2 separate regions of the Homo sapiens genome follow, and region 2 is linked to region 1. Evidence: chromatin loops called from intact Hi-C (ENCODE). Cell type or tissue: PC-9. All regions are shown on one strand. Each heading gives the region's core, and the rest is flanking DNA. Links, peaks and the distances in the headings are about the cores only.

Region 1 (10,362 bases), core at 821-8,820:
ATTGATAAATGTTGTATCTGTTCTGACTTCTCCACTGACTGGCTATTCCCACATCCCACTCCCTCTTCTCAGGCCTTCCTATTGTCCAAGACACAACAGTATTGAAATTAGTTTAAGTAACAACCCTATAATGGCCACTAAGTGTTCAAGTGAAAGGAAAAGTTGCACGTCTCCCACTTTAATCAAAAGCTAGAAATGATTAAGCTTAACAAGGAAGTTATGTTGAAACCTGAGACAGCCTGAAAGCTAGAATTTTGTGCCAGTTAGTCAAGTTGTAAATGCAAAGGAAAAGCTCTTGAATGAAATTAAAAGTGGTACTCCAGTGAACACATGATGATTAAAAGGGGGAAACAGCCTTATTGTTGATACAGAAACACTTTTAGTGGTTTGGATAGAAGATTAAAACAGCCAACACATTCCCTTAAACCAAAACCTAATCCAGAGCAAGGCCCTAACTCTCTTCAATTCCGTGAAGGCTAAGAGTGGTGGGAAAACTGCAGAAGAAATGTGTGAATCTAGCTGAGGTTGGTTTATGAGGTTTTAGGAAAAAAAAAAATCCATTTCCATAACCTTAAAGGACAAGGTAAAGTGACCAGTGCTGATGTAGAAGCTGCAGCAAATTATCCAGAAGATTATCTAAGATAATTGATGAAGGTGACTACATCCAAGAACAGATTTTCAATGTAGATGAAACAGCCTTCTCTTGGAAGCAGATGCAGTCTAGGAATTTCATAGCTAGAGAGGAGAAGCCAATGTCTGGCTTCAAAACTTCTAAAGATAGCCTGACTCTCTTTTTACAGGCTAAGCACCTGGTGACATTAAGTTGAAGCCATGCTCATTTACCATTCTAAAAATACTAGGGCCCTTAAGAATTTATCATGCTCATTAGCGTATAACCTACTATTGTTGCTGGTCCATTTATTAGCCCTCTCTTGTTTTATTGAGTTATTTTTTTTTACCCCCATTGCTATCCCTATTTAGCCTTTCAAGAGCAACCATTTTAAGAGGTTTAATATATAATCTTTTATTTGTATGTGTTTTCATCAAGCTATCATTATATAAAGGTATTGTGCTTTGGAACACATTCTGTCTTTTCCTTTTTCATTCAGTATTATGTTTTTTGCAGCATTATTACATTTCAGTGTGTGTAACTAGTCTGCCACTTCGAATGGCTGCATCTTACTCTCAATCCACTATTTACACCACAGCCGGAGTAATCTTTAAAAATGCAAATCTGATCATGTCATGCAGCTGTTTAATATCTGTTGGTGATTTTTCATTTGACTTAGGATGTATTCAAAACTTCTTACCATGTCTGTAAGGCCTTGCAGGATTTGGGCAGTGTCTGGTTAGTAAGTCTCATCCTTTGCCTTCTTCCGTTTGGTCTCTGCGTTTCAACCACACTGGCCTGAACTTCCTCAGATCTGTTACGCTTCCACGTTTGTTATTTACACCCAGCAATCTTTCTTCCTTCAAGTATCAGTCTAAATTTTGCTTCCTCGGATAAGTATTCCATGACTGGCCGATTGAATCAGAAGCTCAATGTTTAAAAATTCTTTAACATTATTTACTTTTGGTTACACTTTATATAATCTTTACTTATATTTGTTTATGTGTTTAATTCTTTAATATTTATCTTACCCACTACCATGTCAGTTCCACAAAGGCTGAGGCCGGGTTTATTTGTTCCTCAGTCATTCTTGTTTCTACCTATGGGAAGCCCTCAATAAAAAAGTGTTCAATGATTTACATGGGAGAAGTGACTTAACCAAGGTCATAAAACTAATTAAAGTCAAATCCAGACAAGAACTCAGCATCTTTCCTCTTCCTGTACTTGGCATTCTTTGAACCTATTGCCATTCTGTATTCTTATGTCCATTCCAGCTCTTTACACACAATAGGTGCTCAATAACTACTTCAGAAAAACATAAAATAAGCAAAGAATGGAATTGTGGATTATATAGCTTTATATTTATGTCAAAGAGCTACTGGCTATTATGTGAAATCTCCAAATCTTTAAATTCATTGGTAAAATAGTTGTCATTGATATTCTTGTTAAGTTTATAAGTAGACATTGCATTTTCTTTACGTTTTTTACCAGGTTGAAGACTGCTTCCTCTGATGTCATAAAGTCAGAGAGCCACATTGAGAAATGTCTGTTAAAATGCTTCTGTTAAAAATGTGTAGAAAGTGTGTGTCTGTTAAAATGTGTAGAAAATTCTGTTAAAATGTGTAGCAGGCTAAGTTTCAAACTGCAACTGAATAGAGAGAATCAATCTATGCATGTTCAGTTTGTGCTCATTTTAATAAGGAAAGAGACTGATGACCTCTCTACTTAAAAGAGGATGGATGGATGCACGTTTTTAAGAATATTTATTTTACCTCAGGAGAACTAAAATAATAACCTATCCTTCCTTCCAACTTGGTCTCTGCCTGAGCAGGTTTTATCAATGGACCTGTCACAATACTGAAATTGGGAGCTCTTGCTATGTTGTTTTGTAAATCCAATTATCTTCAATCCTTGCCATTTCAGCAAAGAAACAAACAAAAAAAGCTTTTAAAGAAGGTATCAAATAGCATTTTTAAATTTATTTTTCAGTGGTATCAGGGAAATTGCCATGTCTTCACCAAGTGATATAAATCTATATTACTCATTGAATCCATGCCTTGAAAACTAGAAATGATTTTTTTTTCTGTTATACTAAAAAAGTTAAATAACTTGGAAAGTAGTACTATTTTGACTATTGGCAGTACTGGTAGGTAAGTAAATAAAAAAAATATAGCCCCATTTCAGTGTGACTGAAGGTGGCAGATCAATGAGACCTTTATCCCATTAGCCTGCCCTAGTATCTGATATTCCTCAAGCTGAGACTTAATTCTTTTGGTTTCAGGTACTGTATTTGTAAGATTCTCTCATTCACAAAATTCTATCAAATTTTCAGGGTTTACCCATTTATTAGTTATTTTAACTTCACATCATAACTCTGACATCACATAGAAGTTATTAATACCCAATGATAGAAAAGAAAACTGAATCTCAACACAATTACATAATTTGTTCAAGAAATCACAGCAACAAATTGGGCCTTCTGACTTGAGTCTAGAGCCTTTCACCAACATCAAGTAGTACTAATGATATTTTACTGTAAGTATTTTAACTGGGGCTATTATGAGTTCATTTCCCTTATCTCATCTCTTCTTCCTTCCATACAATTTTTTTTCAGACAACTTCTCGTTTATGTTGTTTTGTAAGCATCCCTCCCACCAGGTTCTGGCTTTGTTTTGTATGATTTATTTCTATTGGCTCCATCATGACCTCTCAGGGCACTTGGAAGATCCTGTTGTAAAGCTCTGAAGCTCTTGACAGTCTATCTGTTGGGATTCGAAAAAATAAAGAAGTCAACATTAGGTAAGATAAGAATAAAATTCCCCTCAAAAAAAAAAAAAAAGAATAAAATTAAAGAAGAAAAAAGAGTATGGTGGGCCTTTGCCTCTGACCTCTGGGTAGTTTCAAAGATGAGTTCAGGGATAGAGTTGCAGCTGCAGATATGAACCAGGTCTTCAGAGAGGTGACAGAAAGAACTAAAGGGAGAGAGAGAAATGTAAATTTGCATTAATTGAAATTTTTTTAGTTACAGTGGCAATACCGTAATACAGTAGTCTAAGCTAAAACAGGAAATTCACTGGATCATATCACAAGATGGAAAACCAGAGTGGGTTAGGGTAAATGGAAACTGGCTTAGGGACAGCTGTGGCCAGGGACTTAAATGGCAGGATGGTATCCACTTCTCATTTTTACTCTTATCTGTAGAGTATCTTACTCTACTCTTTTTTCTAATATTGCACAAGAGGAATGTAGAAGAGAGATTTTTTTAAACAGACCTCAGTTTTGGACTCAAGTTTCTTAACTGTATGAACAGAGATGAAAGGAATACTCTTTTCCCAACTAGAGTTTGAAACTTTTAGGAGAGGACTCTGATAGATCCATGTTGGGTCATACACCAACTCCTTGGACCCATCAACATGAAAAGGTATGATGAGTTTTGTGTTAGACCAATTTGTAGCCAGGGAGGTAGGGCTGATTTCCACAGGAAAGAGGGCTGGTACATTTATTGCCTTTTGGACCAAGTATAGACTACAGAAAACTAAGTATGCTATGCCAAGGGCTTGAAATTTATCCTACATGCATGGTTTATTTATTGGAACATTTAAAGTGGGAACATAATCAGCTTTACCTTTTAAAAATACAATTCTGGCAGCAATGTAAAGGATGAAATCGAGATTTTTAAAGACAAGAGATAGGTATCTTAGGATACTATTCCGCAAGTGTAGATTAGATGTAATGATGGCCAGGTGGGGTGGCTCATGCCTGTAATTCCAGCACTTTCAGCACTTTGAGAGGCTGAGGTGGGTGGATGGCTTGAGCCCAGGACTTTGAGGCTAGCCTGGGCAATGTGGTGAAACCTTGTCTCTTCAAAAAATACAACAATTAGCCCAACATGGTGGCATGCACCTGTGGTCCCAGCTACTCGGGAGGCTGAGGTGAGAGGATCACTTGAGCCCAGGAGGTCAAGGCTGCAATGAGCCGTGATCATGCCACTGCACTCCAGCCTGAGTGACAGAGTGAGAGTCTGTCTCAAAAAAAAAAAAAAAAAACTGCAATGGTGATGATAAGAAAGCCTTTAGCAGTGTTTGTACAGAGGAGTGGTTTGAAGATAGAATCTACAAGATGTCAGGGCTTGAAAATGAAGAGTAGGAGGATAAGAGAAAGAAACAACTCTCATATTTCTAACTTGTGTGATCGCATGGATGACAGCATAGTTCACAATGCATGGAAAACATGAGGAAAAGCGGATTTGGCAACAAGTTTTTTAAAAAATAAAATCTTCCCAATTTTAACCTCTGGATGACTGGGTAGGATTATAAGCTTTCCTGTGCCCAGAGAAAGAATGTATTAGTCATATTTTCCTTTGTCTTCAGAGTAATTGAGATCATTCAGCAGATAAAGTGTGGTCAAAGAGTAACTGCAGACCTTTCAAAAGTGTCTGTGACTAGAGTATCAATAAGGATAGTGCTTTGATGGACAGACAGCCTCTTTCTCTCCAGTCATTGAATCTCAAATCTGTATCCTCCATGATTCCTTTGTCATAGAGATGCTAGTTCTTCAAATAATACATGCATTTTTCTTTGCCCATATGTGTGTATATGCATAGGTGTGCGTGCCTGCTAAATAACTGCACATGACTTTTAAAATCTTCTGCAAATGTTGAAGCAAAGAGTAGCAAGGGTGGACATGGGAAATGTGTCTATAAGGACCTCAATGAAGAGCTTAGAAATTGCCCATGATCAGACATCTGAGATTCTGAAATGGTCTCAGACCTGATTTATATATTTCTAGTGGATATATTTACTCATGATGTTCTCCTGCTCATGCTGTCACAGAATCTGTAATAATCACTTAGGTTTACCAGCAGTATAATGAGATCATCTTGACTTTGTTAAATATTTCTCATTTTTAACTGGATCTCATTATCTTAAGCTAATACAATACATTTGTTTTTTTCCCCTCAGTATTTATACCCATAAATAATATGAAGAATGTTAGCACAAACTTTCTTAGCAACAGTTTTCATAAGCTACCCAGTATGATCTTGTAAGGCTCTGACATTAAGCAGTCTCAGTTATTTTTACCTGGAGGATTTGTGTTTCTGAGTATCTCTCTTCCAGACCAGGGATTGGCAAACTATGGCCTATAGGCTATTTGGTTTTTTTTCTTTTTAATGTTTCATTGGAATACAACCATGCTCATTTTTTGTGTATTATTTATGGCTGTTTTAATGCTATTAATGGCAGAATTGAACAGTTTTTACAGAAACCAATTAGCCTGAAAAGCCTAAAATATTTACTAGCTCATCCTTTGTAGAAAAGATTTGCTGAACTCTGTTGTAAACTACAATTTGATAATAGGAGATCCTGATGATAACTAACATTCTCATTACATGAATATAAGATTGAAATGATGAAATACTCTCTCTTTTTAAAAATTTCGCTCCTTTGGATATATACCCAGAAGTGGAATTGCTGGATCATATGACAATTCTCTTTAGTATGTCAAAGAGATATCTGCATTTTTATGTTCTTTGAAGCACTAATCCCAATGACCAATATATGAAATCTACCCTAGTGTCCATCAATGGATGAATAGGTAAATAAATTATAGTCTATACACAATAGTATTAGAGATATACTATTCAGCCTGAAAAAAAGAAGAAAATTCTGTTCTTTTTGATAACATGGTGGACCATGCTAAGTGAAATAAGCCAAACACTCATATGTGGAATCTAAAACAATGGAATTCATGGAAGCAGAAAGTAGAATGGTGGTTACCAGAGGCTGGGGATGGGGGAAACGGGAAGATGTTGGTCAAAGGGTACAAAGTTTCTCTTAGATCTACTGAGCAATGAGTTAACTATAGTTAATAATAATGTGTATTTCAAAATTGCTAAGTATTGAAAATATTTTCCACCTTCCGTCAGCTTCTTTTCTTCATGCAATTCAAACTTTTCCATGATGTATACAACTTTCATTGAATTTGCTGCATCGTCTTCACAGACAGTGATATAAGTTGACTAACACCACCAGTATACATGTGTTTTAGAGGTGTTTATGATTTCTTTGGAAAAATTGAAAAATAAATAGGTCAGATTATGTTTCATCACTGTCCTGCTATTTTTCTCTACAATGGAAAATTATTTTGCCTTCATATCATTTTTGAGAAGAGCTAAAAATCCAAACATTTATGTTCAAGGGGCAACTCCTTTTTGCTATTCTCTGTGCTTTCTAATCTCAACTTATTTCTAGGGTAACAGAGATGTCACAATTATATCACCCTAACAAGCCAAATCTTTATCATATCGCTGTGTCTGGCTGCATGAGTCATAAGGTCATGACTCTGGACTGAAAGCACATTTAGTAATACAATATAAAATTTCTCATTCAGTACTTACCTTTACATAATCGTGGTTCTTGTTTAGGCAAAATGGGCTCTCTTTATAAGAGAAAAAAATAAAAGTTAAAATACAAATGCAAAGATTAAAAAAAAATCCTTTGCTAAAACAGAGGAGAGAGAAACTAGTAGTCAGAATCTGAAAACATGGGGAAGAAGTTTCACATAGAGTTCTGGGTTCAGTTTGAATCCCAGCTCTATGACTTACCAGCTATGTGACCTATCTAAGATCCATTCTTTACCCGTAATGTGGGGATAATAATAGACCCTATTTAATCTAGTTTTAGAGTAGATTATAAGAGTAATTGTACATGAGTCACTTAGCATAGAGCCTGACATTTAACAAGGGTTCGATAAATGTTAGCCCTAATAATAGTAATAATAATACCTCCTTGTAAGAGTTCCTCATCTACTCTCAGGAAATAAATTATGTGCCAGGAGACACTGGAGCAACATCTGTATAGACACATTTATCTAGTTGGGGGGCCGCATATTTAATGGTCTGTCAGAATGGATGGCTACACAAAAGGTTGACACACTGAGACCTGCCTAAACAGGAAGTGTGGGACAAACCTGACAGGCCTAGGGAAGACAGTCTCAGAAGTGATTAGCTCCACACTGTTTTTAATTACATGCACTCTCTTTAGTTAGAAAGATGATGTTATTAAGTAAGTAGAATTATTGTACTTAGAAAAAATTTCAAAAATGGCCACTGATTTATTTTAAAATAGGTGGATTACTGATAGTTTTATGAACATAAATTTAAAATATTTATTATATTTTATTGGAGATATTAATTTTAATAATAAATACATAAAGAAAAATCTTTTATATTTGAGTATTGCCATTGAATTGATATTTCTCAATTCTCAACAATGACTAAATAATGTAAATGTGTACATCTTCTCAAATAATTAAACAGTCACAGAAAAAAATAGTTTAAAAACCTCATCATCCCTGACTCCATAGAGCTTAGTCTATTGATGGGGAAATACTTCAGTTGGATAATCATAAAAACAAATAAAATATTTAAGTGTTTAGGAGTCATGTTACATGCTGCTGTCATCATGTGTAATAGTGGGATTTGGCCTTGTCATTCATTCAATAACTATTTTAGAGCTTTTGTTCCTTGCCAGACATTGTTCTAGCTGCTTGAAATACCATAGTGAATAAGGCAGACACAGTTTTACTCTTATGGAAATTTTAACTAGCAGATGCTCAGAAAGGATAGGAAATATGTTGGAGGTTATATATTTAGAAAGTAGGAGATCCAAAATTCACACTTAGATCAATCCAGTGCCAAAACCTATGTCATTAACCACTGTCATCTATTCTGTCTTCCCAATTTTATCTAAATGCAGTTTAGTGAGTATTTGTCTTTTGTCTGTTTATCTGACCAACAAATGAATATCCTTCTCATATTGGAACATTCCCCACATTTTATGTGAGTCTTAATGCTAGGCAGGGGCTGCCTCTCACCGTGGACACTGAAAAGCTAGATACTCCTTTTCTGAATCAACCATGAAGAAATGGGTTGGGCACAGTTAATAATTAATAAGCAAAATAAATAAATAAAAAACAAAGCTGGAGGCATCACGTTACCCAAATTGAAACTATACTACACAGCTACAGTAACCCAAACAGCATGACACTGGTACAAAAACAGACATATAAACCAATGGAACATAATAGAGAGCCCAGAAATAAGGCCACACACCTATGACCATCTGATCTTCAACTAAGCTGACAAAAACAAGCAGTGGGAAAAAGACTACCTATTCAAAAAATGGTGAGGGGATAACTGCCTGGCCATATGCAGAGGATTGAAGTTGGACTACTTCCTTATACCATATACAAAAATCAACTCAAGATGGATTAAAGACTTGAATGTAAAACCCCTAAGTGTAAAAACCCTGGAAGACAACCTAGGCACTACCATCCTGGACATAGAAACGAGCAGAGATTTCATGACATAGATAACAAAGGCAATTGCAACAAAGCAAAAATTGACAAATGGGATCTAATTAAACTAAAGAGCTTCTGCACAACAAAAGAAACTCTCAACAGAGTAAACAGACAAACTAAAACCTGAGAGAACATATTTGCAAACTATGCATCTGACAAAGTTCTAAAATTCAGCATCTATATGGAACTTAAACAAATTTACAAGGGAAAAAACAAACAACCTCATTAAAAAGTGTGCAAAGGCCATGAAAAGACACTTTTCAAAAGAAGACATACATGGAGCCAACAAGCATATGAAAGAAAGCTCAATATCACTGATCATTAGGGAAACGCAAATCAAACTACAAAGAGATACCATCTCACACGGGTCAGAATGGCTATAGAAAGTCAAGAAATAACTGATGCCAAGAAAAAGGAATGCTTATATACTGTTGGTGGGAGTGTAAATTAGTTCAACCATTGTGGAGAGCATTATGGTGATTCCTCAAAAAGCTAAAAGCAGAGCTACCATTCAATCAAGCAATCCCATTAGTCAGTATATATCCAGAGGAATATAAATCATTCTACCATAAAGACAAATACACAGAAATGTTCATTGCAGAACTATCCACAACATAAAAGACATTAAATCCACCTAAATACTCACCAGTGACAGATTCCATAAAGAAAATGTGGTAAATATACACTATGGAACACTATGCAGCCATAAAAAAGAATGAGATCATGTCTTCCATCCAGGAACATGGATGGAGCTGGAGGCCATTATCCTTGATGAACTAACACAGGAAGAGAAAACCAAATACTGCATATTCACAGTTATAGGTGGAAGATAAATGATAAGAACTCCTGAACACAAAGAAGGGAACAACACACACTGGGGTCTACTTGAGGGTAGAGGGTGGGAGGAGGGAGAGGAGTATAAAAAATAACCATTGGATATGAGGCTTAATACTTGGTTGATGAAATAATCTATACAACAAACCCCTCTGACACAAGTTTACTTATGTAACAAACCTGCACATGTACTCCCAAACCTAAAATAAAAGTTAACAAAAGAAGAAAATAAAATATTAGAGTCCACTGAAAAATAAGAACACATTAGGTTCCAGAATGTATTATTTTGATTCTATTATTATTATTAAATCCTTCACTTTTCTCACTGGATATGTTCAGTAAAGCAATACAATTTCGAAATATCAGAAAAATGGACTTCACTCACTGCTATGGACTGAATATTTGTGTCCCCCAAAATTCATGGGTTGAAACCTATTCCCCAAGGTGATGGTATTTGAAGGTGGGGCCTTTAGGAAGTGATCAATCGTGAGAGTGAAGTGCTTCTGAATGGGATCAGTGTCTTTATGAAAGAGACCCCAGGGAGCTCCCTCACCCCT
Region 2 (10,362 bases), core at 1,410-9,409, 120 kb before region 1:
AGCGCAAATAGCCAAGAAAATCCTAAGCAAAAACAAAGCTGGAGGCATCACACTACCTGTCTTCAGATTATACTGCAAGGCTACCTAACCAAAACAGCATGGTCTTGGTACAATAACTGACACATAGACCAATGGAACAGTAGAGAATGTAGAAATAAAACGGCACACCTACAACCATCTGATCTTCAACAAACCTGACAAAAACAAGCAACGAGGAAAGGACTTTCTATTTAATAAATGATTCTGGGAGTGCTGGCTAGCCATATGCAGAAAATCAAAACTGGACCCCTTTTTTACACTGTATACAAAAATTAACTCAAGATGGATTAAAAACTTAACTGTAAAACCCAAAACTATAAAAATCCTAGAAGAAAATCTAGGCAGTACCATTCAGGAAGTAGGCACAGGCAAAGATTTCATGATGAAAATGGCAAAAGCAATTGCAGCAAAAGTAAAAATTGACAAATGGGATCTAATTAAAGAGCTCTGTACAATAAAAGAAACTGTAATCAGAGTGAACAGACGACCTACAGAATGGGAGAAAAGTTTTGCAATCTATCCATTTGACAAAGACCTAGTATCAAGACTATACAAATAACTTAAACAAATTTACCAGAAAACAAACAAACAAACAAACAAACCCCATTCAAAAGGGGGTAAAGAACATGAACAAACTCTTCTCAAAAGAAGACATACATGAGGCCTACAATCATATGAAAAAAAAAGCTCAACATCACTGATCATTAGAGAAATGCAAATCACAACCACAATGAGATACCATCTCACACCATTCAAAATGGCTATTAGTAAAAAGTCAAAAAGCAACAGATGCTGACAAGGTGGCAGAGAAAAAGGAAAGCTTTTATTATACATTGTTGGTGGTAGTGTAAATTAGTTCAACCATTGTGGAAGATAGTGTGGTGATACCTCAAAGACCTAGAGGCACAAGTATCATTTCATAATCACTATTAATAGTTTAATTTTTTAAAGGTGAATATTTAGAATATATTTTATTTAGATATATTTTAATGTAATGTATTATAAATACAAAATATGAACTCACAATAGACAAATTAAAAATGTTGGGAGAGATTAAATAAATACCTGTGCTCTTCACAAAGATCTTAAAGCTTTTATTGATCTGATTATTTAGAATTATGCACTACAAAAATGGGGAAAACTGTTTTAGCTAACATAGCATGATATAAGCAGTAAAAGCCACTTTATTCTTGGTTGCTTGAGTTCAGGGGTGATACTCTGTATTTGCTTTAGGTTCCAAGGTTTACTATATGTTGAACAAAACTGCACACATTTAAGAAACAAACACCAAGATGCAGTTTGAAGTACAAAAGGATCGTTGGGAATAATGCTTTGAAAAATATGGACAGGAGGGGAGAACAGGAGTAGGCAGGGAAGACTGTTAGATCATAAAAAGATTTGGCACCTATTGAAGGAGAGGAAAAAGGAAGATGGTTGCATAGGAAAAGCCTTAGACTGTGGTGGTGCTCAGAGAAAAGTCTCAGTCCACTTAACAGAGTGCTTTGGCACAACATTCCATGTAGATGAGTTGACAATGAGTAGAAGTGTACCAAGCCCTGGTACCATCATCAGGCTTTAATGTATTTTTCAAGCTGTCAAAGGAGAGAGTGGCCTTGGCTCCAATATCACAGTGGATCTTAAAGGTGCTGTACTGGGAGGCTCTCAGCTAGCTCCTTCCCTTTGGGAGGCTCTCAGCTAGCTCCTCCCCTCTGTGGCTGATCCACAAAGGGACCAGCATAGGTCCCTGGCTGCCATACCACATGACACGTTACTTGGGGAGAACTTTAAAATATAGCTTAGTTAGTACTACCTGCTGACCATTTAATTCTCTTGTGTTGTTGTATACAGTTTGCCGTGATTGGAATATGGTTGTATTTTATTTATATATTCTATTCAATATAACTGTGAAAAATACATGAATTAATAATACATTACAGATTCATAAAAGTGATTCATCTCAGCATACCTTTTTTATCTTTTAGACCACAAAGGTGCAGTAAATGATGTCCTGGAGGAGTTACATCACATTTCACATGTCTAGGGGTGTCACTTGTCATTAACATGCTCAAAGTATCTAAATCAATGAGCCATGAAGTGTTTGAGCAAGCTGGGAGAAATTCACTACGTGAATTTAATTATTTTCCTAATTACAAAAATATACGCATTTGAGAGAAATGTGTTAGATTGCTGGAGTGCTTTTCCATAGCCAATGGGCACATGTTTGTGTATCTGTGGGAAGGCTTTCTATCTGATGTGACTGATTGGTTTAAGAGATGATTAATATTTTAGTATTACCAAAGATTTTTTAAATAGGAAATGATTTCATTGGCTTTATAAACAAGCTAAAACTATAATTCATTTACTTTTGGCCAAAGTCATTCCAAAAATATATTAACTAGTCTAAATGTAAAAGTTTAATTACTTTTTTACCTACTTTTGCATACAGATTTTAGAAGTACCCTATGTTTATACATTAAAGATCTATTTATAGGTACTATTGCTTAAATGTGTTTCAAAATATATTTATCCATATCTCTAGCTCAGTGTCTAGGACATTGCCTCATGCAGAGGATGACCAATAAACATTTGATGCAAGAGTTAATAGTTATTTTTTTCAAATATGTAACATACTCATTAATACTTTTATATCCCACAATATCTAAGGAATATTAGAATTAAATTTGGTTCAAAGGTTTTCTTGACAAAACTAAGAAATATATTATTAATTTTGTGGTAAAAAAGGTTAAAAATGATATATGACATATTTCTTTCTTATATTGGTTATTGGTAATAGTATTTTTTCATTCACATCTTGTGTTTTGGCACTGGATGCCTCTTGGGGGCAAATAATCAGAAATTAACAATGATCTTCAAAGTAAAATGCTCTGTGAGAATCTGTGAACAAGCTTGCAAATGACACATTTCTATCCCCATTTTCATAAATGTCTATTGCTATTAACATCACTAATTAATATTGTGCCACAGAGAGATTTGCATCTTTCTGAAAATTATTTCTCACATAAAGCTTAGCATAAAGAAAATTTAATGGAATGAAATGATGCTGTGGTATGTTGACCTTGTATATCGGTGCTGACCCTCTTTTATACCTGCTTACCAATCACTCATTAACCTTTTGTCCTGTTCTTTTCAAATCCTATGTTGATAGCCTAATAATCATGAACAACTTGGTTGTGTTTAATTGCAATTTATCAGCTAATATTGATATCCATCTTGATAAATTGTGAGACGATAAAATACAATTACTTTGTATAGTCTGTGTTCAGATGTAACCAATGTAAAAGAGACCTGACTTAGCCTCTTTTTATGAAGACTTTTCTCTTTATAATATGGTATTGATAATAACAGACTAAATTTGTCTTCATGTATGCCCTTTAGAGAGATGGAGGGCAGGCTAACCTGGCAGGCAGGCCTGTCAATTCACCAGCACTATGTTGATTTCCAGGAGGTCTGCCCCCTTGGAAGGCCAAGTACAAACACCAGAGGGCCAAGAGCAGAATATTCTGTGTTTATTATATGTCAGGAATTATGCTTGGGGTATTATATTATTTTCTCAGTTAAGTCTTACAGTAGAATAGATGGCTAAATGCTATTATTTTGTTTTATCAATAGAGAAACTGAAACTCAGTAAGTCAAATAGTAATTCTTGAGTAAGATTCAGAGGAAAATTAAAATTTGGTCTAATCATAAAGTTTATGTTCTTAACTGTTAAGCTTTAGCCCCTGGGACAGAAAAACAGTTTGAAAACATATATGTATATGAACTTTACAGTGACTCCAGCTTTCTTAACCACAGAGAATTCACCCACCAACGGAAGAAGAAAGTTATGGAAGCTACTAGGTAATTTCCTTTAGGTAATAATATCCTTGTACCCTTCCCAAATGTGTCCCATTCTACCTTTCCTCTGCCCAGTCTATCTGACTATGATCCTTGGCAAGGCACTGGGAATCGGGCTCTCATTCTGTTCCTGGCCTTCTGGTGTTTGTACTTGGCTTTCCTGGAGTGTGGCTGCTGGCTACTGACAGGTTTGCCTCTAGTTCCGCCCCTTGGAAGTGAAGACAAGTGCTGTTGAATTGACAGACCCACTTGGCAGGTTAGCCTCCCTTCCATCTTTCTCAAGGGCATATCTGGAGACAAATTTAGTCTGTTACTATCAGCATGTTATGAAAAGAAAAGTCTTCATTAAAAAATGAGTTTAAGGCAGGTGTCTTTTACATTGGTTTGTGAATCTTGGCGTAAAAATTTGTCTCTGGACTCAACATCCTTAACCCTTTCCATAAAAATGTGTTTTCTCAAGATAAAATGAACTTTGCATTCTGTTCACTCTGGGATTCTATATTTTTAGCTTTCCTGTGATTTTACTCCCCATCTTTTTGTTGTTGGATGTTGTCTCCCTGGCTTCCATGCCTGGTTACAGACACTGACAAACTACTCTTGTTATCTGCAGACGGGTAAGTATTTTATAGTTCAAGAATGTGAATGGCTGAGTTAAATTCTTGAAATGTATCAAAATAAGAATAATCTCCCTTCATATGATATTATATAGAAATCACCTCTACAGATATGTTCTGGAGGAATATTTATTCTGGCTGTTTTCCAAAATCCTCTTGGGAAATTTCAGCTGGCTAGTGAGCACTGGACTGAGAGATGATGTCAAATCCTGCCTCTGCTATCTTCTAGTTATTTTACCTCCAAGTGAGTCACATCAGTTTTATTCTTTTTTTTTTTTTTTTTTTTTTTTTTTTAGCAGAGTCTCACTCTGTTGCTTAGGCTGGAGTACAGTGGCGTGATCTCAGCTCACTGCAACCTCTGCCTCCTGGATTCAAGCGATTCTCCTTCCTCAGCCTCCTGAGTAGCTGGGAGTACAGGCATATGCCACCACGCCCAGGTAATTTTTGTATTTTTAGTAGAGATGGGGTTTCACCATGTTGGCCAGGGTGGTCTTGAGCTCCTGACCTCAGGTGATTCACCTGCCTAGGCCTCCCAAAGTGCAGAGATTACAGGCATGAGCCACCACACCCAGCTGAGTCACATCAGTTTTCTATACTTTGTTTCCTCATTTGTAAAATTGGTAAATAATGAGTGGATTTTAACTCTCTTGATCCTGGGGTATAGTCTTGGGAAAAAATGGGTTTGTTCCAGAATATAAAAGCTTATTTATAACCCTGTGTCCTTTGGGGCTCAGGATCTCACCTTTCCTTTTCTTAAAGGCACTGATTCTCTACCTCTGGTGCTTAGTACCACATTGAGATTTTCTGTCCCCATGGAAACAATGAAATTGAAGCATTACTCATGTCCCAGAAAGTGGTGTGTGAAGACTTGTATGTCCAGAAGAACCACCAGCTTCCAAACTTGTGTTTGCTGGTGAACTATAGAAGAAAGGAATGTGGCTCACATTTTACTCCAGTTATGTAACTGCCTTTGTAGATTAAATTCATATTCAACATTACCTTTGGCCATTGACATAAAAGCTGCTGTAGCTCCACTATATCCTTCTTTGCTATATTCCTCCAAAAGAATGAAAAAGTTCATGTATGATAGGCTGACTATGACCACAGTGAGGGTGAAATGGAGACACAGGTATTGAGGCTGTTAATGTTTTCTCTCCTTTGTCTGGTCTTGTTTTTTTTTTTTTCCCAGTCTTCTACGCCTAGCATTCCAAATCCAGGGATTTAGTGATTTTTAGCAGTCCTTCTCCTGCTTAAAATTATTCTAACACACCTGATGCTATTTGTACCCAAATTCCTTATTTCCCTCCTTCCTGGATTACTTTCCTTATCAACTAGTTGTTGGAGGGAAAGTGAGAGATTAAATTCATTTCTTGTATATGTAAAGAGCTCAGAGCTTCTTATAAGTTGAACTTTGTATTGAAAAAAGGATTAACACATCACAAAAGAAAAAAGAAAAATACCAGTGATGGGGAATTTTCTGGTTTTATAAAATTCTAGATAGTTGAGATAGAAAAAACATATTTTAAAAAACAGAATAGTTTTTCTAGGGCCTCATAAATCACAGCACGGGAGTGTCTAGCTCCTTTACTTACCTTTATACCATACACTTTATGGTTATAATCTTTAAACATAAACACACAAAACCCTCTCTGTTTCATCCTTTTCTACTAAATGTCAATTGCTAGTTCCCTTGTTTAACTTCATATTTAGTTCAATACTTTTACTTTTGTCTTCACAGTATAAGTTTTATCTTTAACCCTGGGGATTTTAATAATAATCTATTGTTTTTGAAATGATTATGTTTTCAAGATTTAGTATTCTGGGAAACTTAATATTAAATCAAAGTTTGAACTGTTCACTCAATATTACTCTATGAATTTATATTAAAAAGCTCTTAATACTCAGGTATTAGGATAAACTTACACTGAACCCAAAGTAACTCAGTCTTTAAAAACTTTCAGTACACCCATTTCCCTTTTATTATTGATAAAGCTAACAATTATATCTTGATGATCTAGAACTATATAGATAACGTTTTTTAATAAATGCCGAGTTCTCATTTCCTGAATCACCTTCATTCTTTTGTGTTCACACTGGCAGAACTTGCTGTTTCTACCAGAAGAATCATTTTGATTGGGAATGCAGTTTTTAGTAGAGATGGGTCAGTGTGGCTATGACAACATGGTGCTATTAAAACTAATAGAAAAAGGACTCATGAGAACTCTATCTTTGTTCAGGTTATGATCACTTCCTTTCTCAGAACCATTGTTAGTAGTGAAACAGGAGACAGAAAATGGCCTCCAGAATGATTGTCTTCTGGTGGATTTAATGATATCGTATCACTTCTCAACGTGGCTCATCATTGTCCTCCCATATTCTAGTCAACATATAAAACCCATCATTCCATTCATTTGATTTATTTTTAATATCCCCCCAGCTTCTATTATGATCATATTTTTCTTTTCCTTGTCATGAGCTATTGGCCAAGAAGTGTGATGCAGATTAAGGGGTACCATCTTAGTCCATTTAGTGTTGCTGTATAGGAATACCTGAGGCTGGGTAATTAATAAAAAGAGGTTTATTTGGGTCATAGTTCTGCTGGTTGGAAGGCTGGGCATCTGGTGAAAGCCTCAGGCTGTTTCCTCTCATAGCAGAAGGTGAAAGAGACTCAGGGTGCTCAGAAATCACACATTGAAAAAGGAAGCAGAGAGAGTGAGAGGGGAAGTGCCAGGCTCTTTTTAACAACCAGCTCTCATGGTAACAGTAGAGTGAGAACTCACTTGCAGCCATCCCTCCCTCCCCCACCCCAGGCCTCTTTCCTCCAGGAAGGGCACTAATCTATTCTTGAGGTATCCATCCCCATGACCCACCCATCTCCTGTTAAGCTCCACCTGCAAAATAAGGGATCAAATTTCAACATAAGAGTTGGCGGGAACAAACATACAAATTATAGCAGGTACATTTATTCTGATCTTCAGTTTTAATCTATAGCATTCTTGAGTCATGTGACTTTAGGTGTCTTTTAAAAACTTTTATGAAATCACGATGAAATAAATACTATTATTTTCCTAGTTTCATAATAAAAATTGAGACTCTGAATGTTAAATAAAGTTGTTCAAACTCACAGCAACCTTAGGGGGCTTCTGACTCCAAAGTCCACGATCTTATCAATGAGAGTGTTTATGTGTGTGGTGGGGTGAGGGGCGCTGAGAAGGAAGAGGCAATGACTTGATTCTGTTTATCTAGAAAGAGGTAACAGCAAGTCTTTGGCATTGGAGGCCAAGCTTCAATCTCTAGCATTTACACAGCTGCTTTACCTCTTAAAAAGAACATTCACTTTCTGTCCCATGAAGGATGAATCTCCTGTCTCTAAGCAACTGAAGAGAGGGCGCCTAGAAGGGCATGATGTGTTTGGGGAACTGGATATTGTCAATGAGTCTGAGATGGTATATCCAACACGGAAGGGTCAAGGCTTCCTGTCATCTGCTGTGTTTGCATTTAGCACATAGCAGATACTCAATGGACATTAACTAAGTGAAAGGGGCAGATTATAGGAGCTGATACTGGAAAGGCCAGCACATGAATGGCCAGGATTTCAGGCTGCAGACAACATATGGCCAGTTTCTTACCTATGGTGACTTATGAGTTTACTACTAAACTCTGAATATTTTCTAAGGTCTATTTGGTTGGTAATTTTTAAAAAACAGCTTATGGAACATAAGAAATAATATGAAAGTTCTAATTGCTTGAGTGGCTATTGCAAGAAACAGAATAATAGAAGGGACTGACTATGTGGGTGGTGGTAAGTGGCTATATGAAATTCTGACTAAATTATACCCTAAGGCAAAGGTGGTATAACTGAGTTTTTGGAAGTATTAAAAAACTAATTAGAAGGATTATATCTTTAATATTCATGTTTCTGCAACTACAAAAGCATTCTGGGACAATATAAAAGATTAATTTATATATGTTTTTCTTCTTCTCCAACTCCCCACCACCTCTGTCATACATTGGTATTTTGCTCCTTTGCTCTCCTAAAATCTTGGAAAATATTCTTTCTTCATCATACTTTATTCTAAGCAATTAGCTGTTTCTGAATTTCAGCTAAGAAATAATTATCTCCAGAATTCATAGGTATGAATTCCCCAATGTTTCCTTAGCTTTTGGGCCATTTTTGATGCCAAACTGATGTAGAGTCCCTATTACATAAGAATTGGTTTTACAAATTAATTTAACAAATTTAACAAATCTAGAAAGAACTGGAAAGATACAACAATTTAAAAAGATACTCCCATTGTTTAAGTGAAATTATATTTGCTGCTAAAATTTCCAAAATTACATTTAAATTGTTTCTCGTAATGCATAAAATAAAGACTACCTTTCATTAAAATTTCATACAGTGATGCAGTGGTATAAAGAATATATGAAACACAAGTGTAAAGTTTAATATTTACTTATGAATGAGGGTGAGATGAACTCTTTCATTCATGATTTTAAAATGGAATAAAAAGGAAATATTTGCCTTGCTTTTTAAAAATCATATAAAACTTGGATAATTAGAATTCATGGTAGAGATATTCTTCATGTACACATATGATAATCTGGTGCTAAAAGTAACTAATAAGGCATTTCTATATACTTTAAAAAAAATATGTTCATTTTATGTAACTTGAGTAGCAATACCGTGACATAGATATTGTTGTGGTCATATATATGAGAGTATTGGGCCTCGGTAGAAGTTAATAGTCTTCTTCAAGTAGTTATTTATTCCTATTGAAGTTTTTGGTGTGGCAGTCAGTACATGTTGAACATCCTTAATACAAAAACTGGAAATCCAAAATGCTCCAAAATCTGAAACATTTTGAGTGCTGACAATGATTGCCACAAGCGGAAAATTCCACACCCAACATTATGTAATGGGTTGCAGTCAAAATGCACAGAACACACAGTTTATTCAGTGTCTGCAAGAAAAAATGAGACCCCTTAAACCCGTTTAGCTGCTATATATCTTTAACATGCATACTCAGATTCCCCCATTCAAGCAGGCCCACAAAGAGTAATAAAATGGCACATGTAGTGATGATATGCCATTTCTTTATGAATTTCCATTAAAAAGTGCGGAAATAGCTGTGGAAAAACTGCCTTTAGACAATATGGTGAAAATGTGCGATGGGCTTAATGAAGGACTAGAGCCATGTGCACTTACCACAGAACAATAAATTATGTCAGTTAATAGAATCAAAAAGAGACCTCTGAGGCATAAACTGTTGTTACTGAGTTAGATGACTCTGAAGAAGACATTTTAAAAGGCTATCTAACAGAATGCCTCCTCATCCCTGCAGGACCCACATTTTGGGGCCCTCAAATGCTTCTGATATTTCTTCTCACTGAAAAAATAAAATACGGTACACACTAACCTTTTAGCCAAATACAGCATTGTAGGTAGGGACAGACCAAAAGCCTGCAGTTGTTTGTCATTGCTTTTGTTTAACAGCTGACACGGGTGTACTCTGGTGATGCTACCATGCTGCTTAGTAACCCTGAACACATTGCTTTTTCATTGTATTATTGGTATGTCATACTTTTTACTTTTAAGTGATTATGTGTGAATAAGTGTAAAAAATGATTGCTTATCAGTGGCATACAAATTTAGAGTCAGGAATGATAGTGACACCAGACAACACAGATTGTCCACATGGGTGGCTGTGATAGTGACACCTTTGCTTTCTGATGTTTCAGTGTGCACAAACTTTGTTTTATGTACAAAATTATTAAAAATATTTTATAAAACTACCTTCAGACTACGTGCATAAATATATATGAAACATAAATAAATTTCAAGTTTAGATAAGTC

Evidence for each region. A loop is a pair of places that touch in the nucleus more often than their neighbours do. Peaks named below come from ENCODE experiments on the same cell type or tissue, not always from the same donor. Only the 100,000 strongest peaks of a DNase experiment are listed, where the experiment ranks them.
Region 2: a loop joins it to region 1, with 19 times the contacts of the local background. A loop is called at or near these places in 2 of 110 quality-filtered maps.

The regions. Positions count from the first base shown.
Region 1 is chr11:104,565,550-104,575,911 of GRCh38, forward strand. LINC02552 (long intergenic non-protein coding RNA 2552) reads right to left here. Exons shown (of 4, transcript NR_120585.1): 2 at 7,008-7,048; 3 at 3,499-3,582; 4 at 2,940-3,372. Among named protein-coding and RNA genes, the nearest start is that of LINC02552, 39 kb to the right of the region's middle. In PC-9, for the core only: no CTCF peak of the experiment used is centred there; DNase peaks (open chromatin) are centred at 4,982 and 8,062.
Region 2 is chr11:104,447,323-104,457,684 of GRCh38, forward strand. No RefSeq gene overlaps it. Among named protein-coding and RNA genes, the nearest start is that of LINC02552, 160 kb to the right of the region's middle. RefSeq lists an enhancer at 4,310-5,509. In PC-9, for the core only: no CTCF peak of the experiment used is centred there; DNase peaks (open chromatin) are centred at 4,759, 5,139 and 5,199; H3K4me3 peaks cover 1,654 bases; H3K27ac peaks cover 4,367 bases.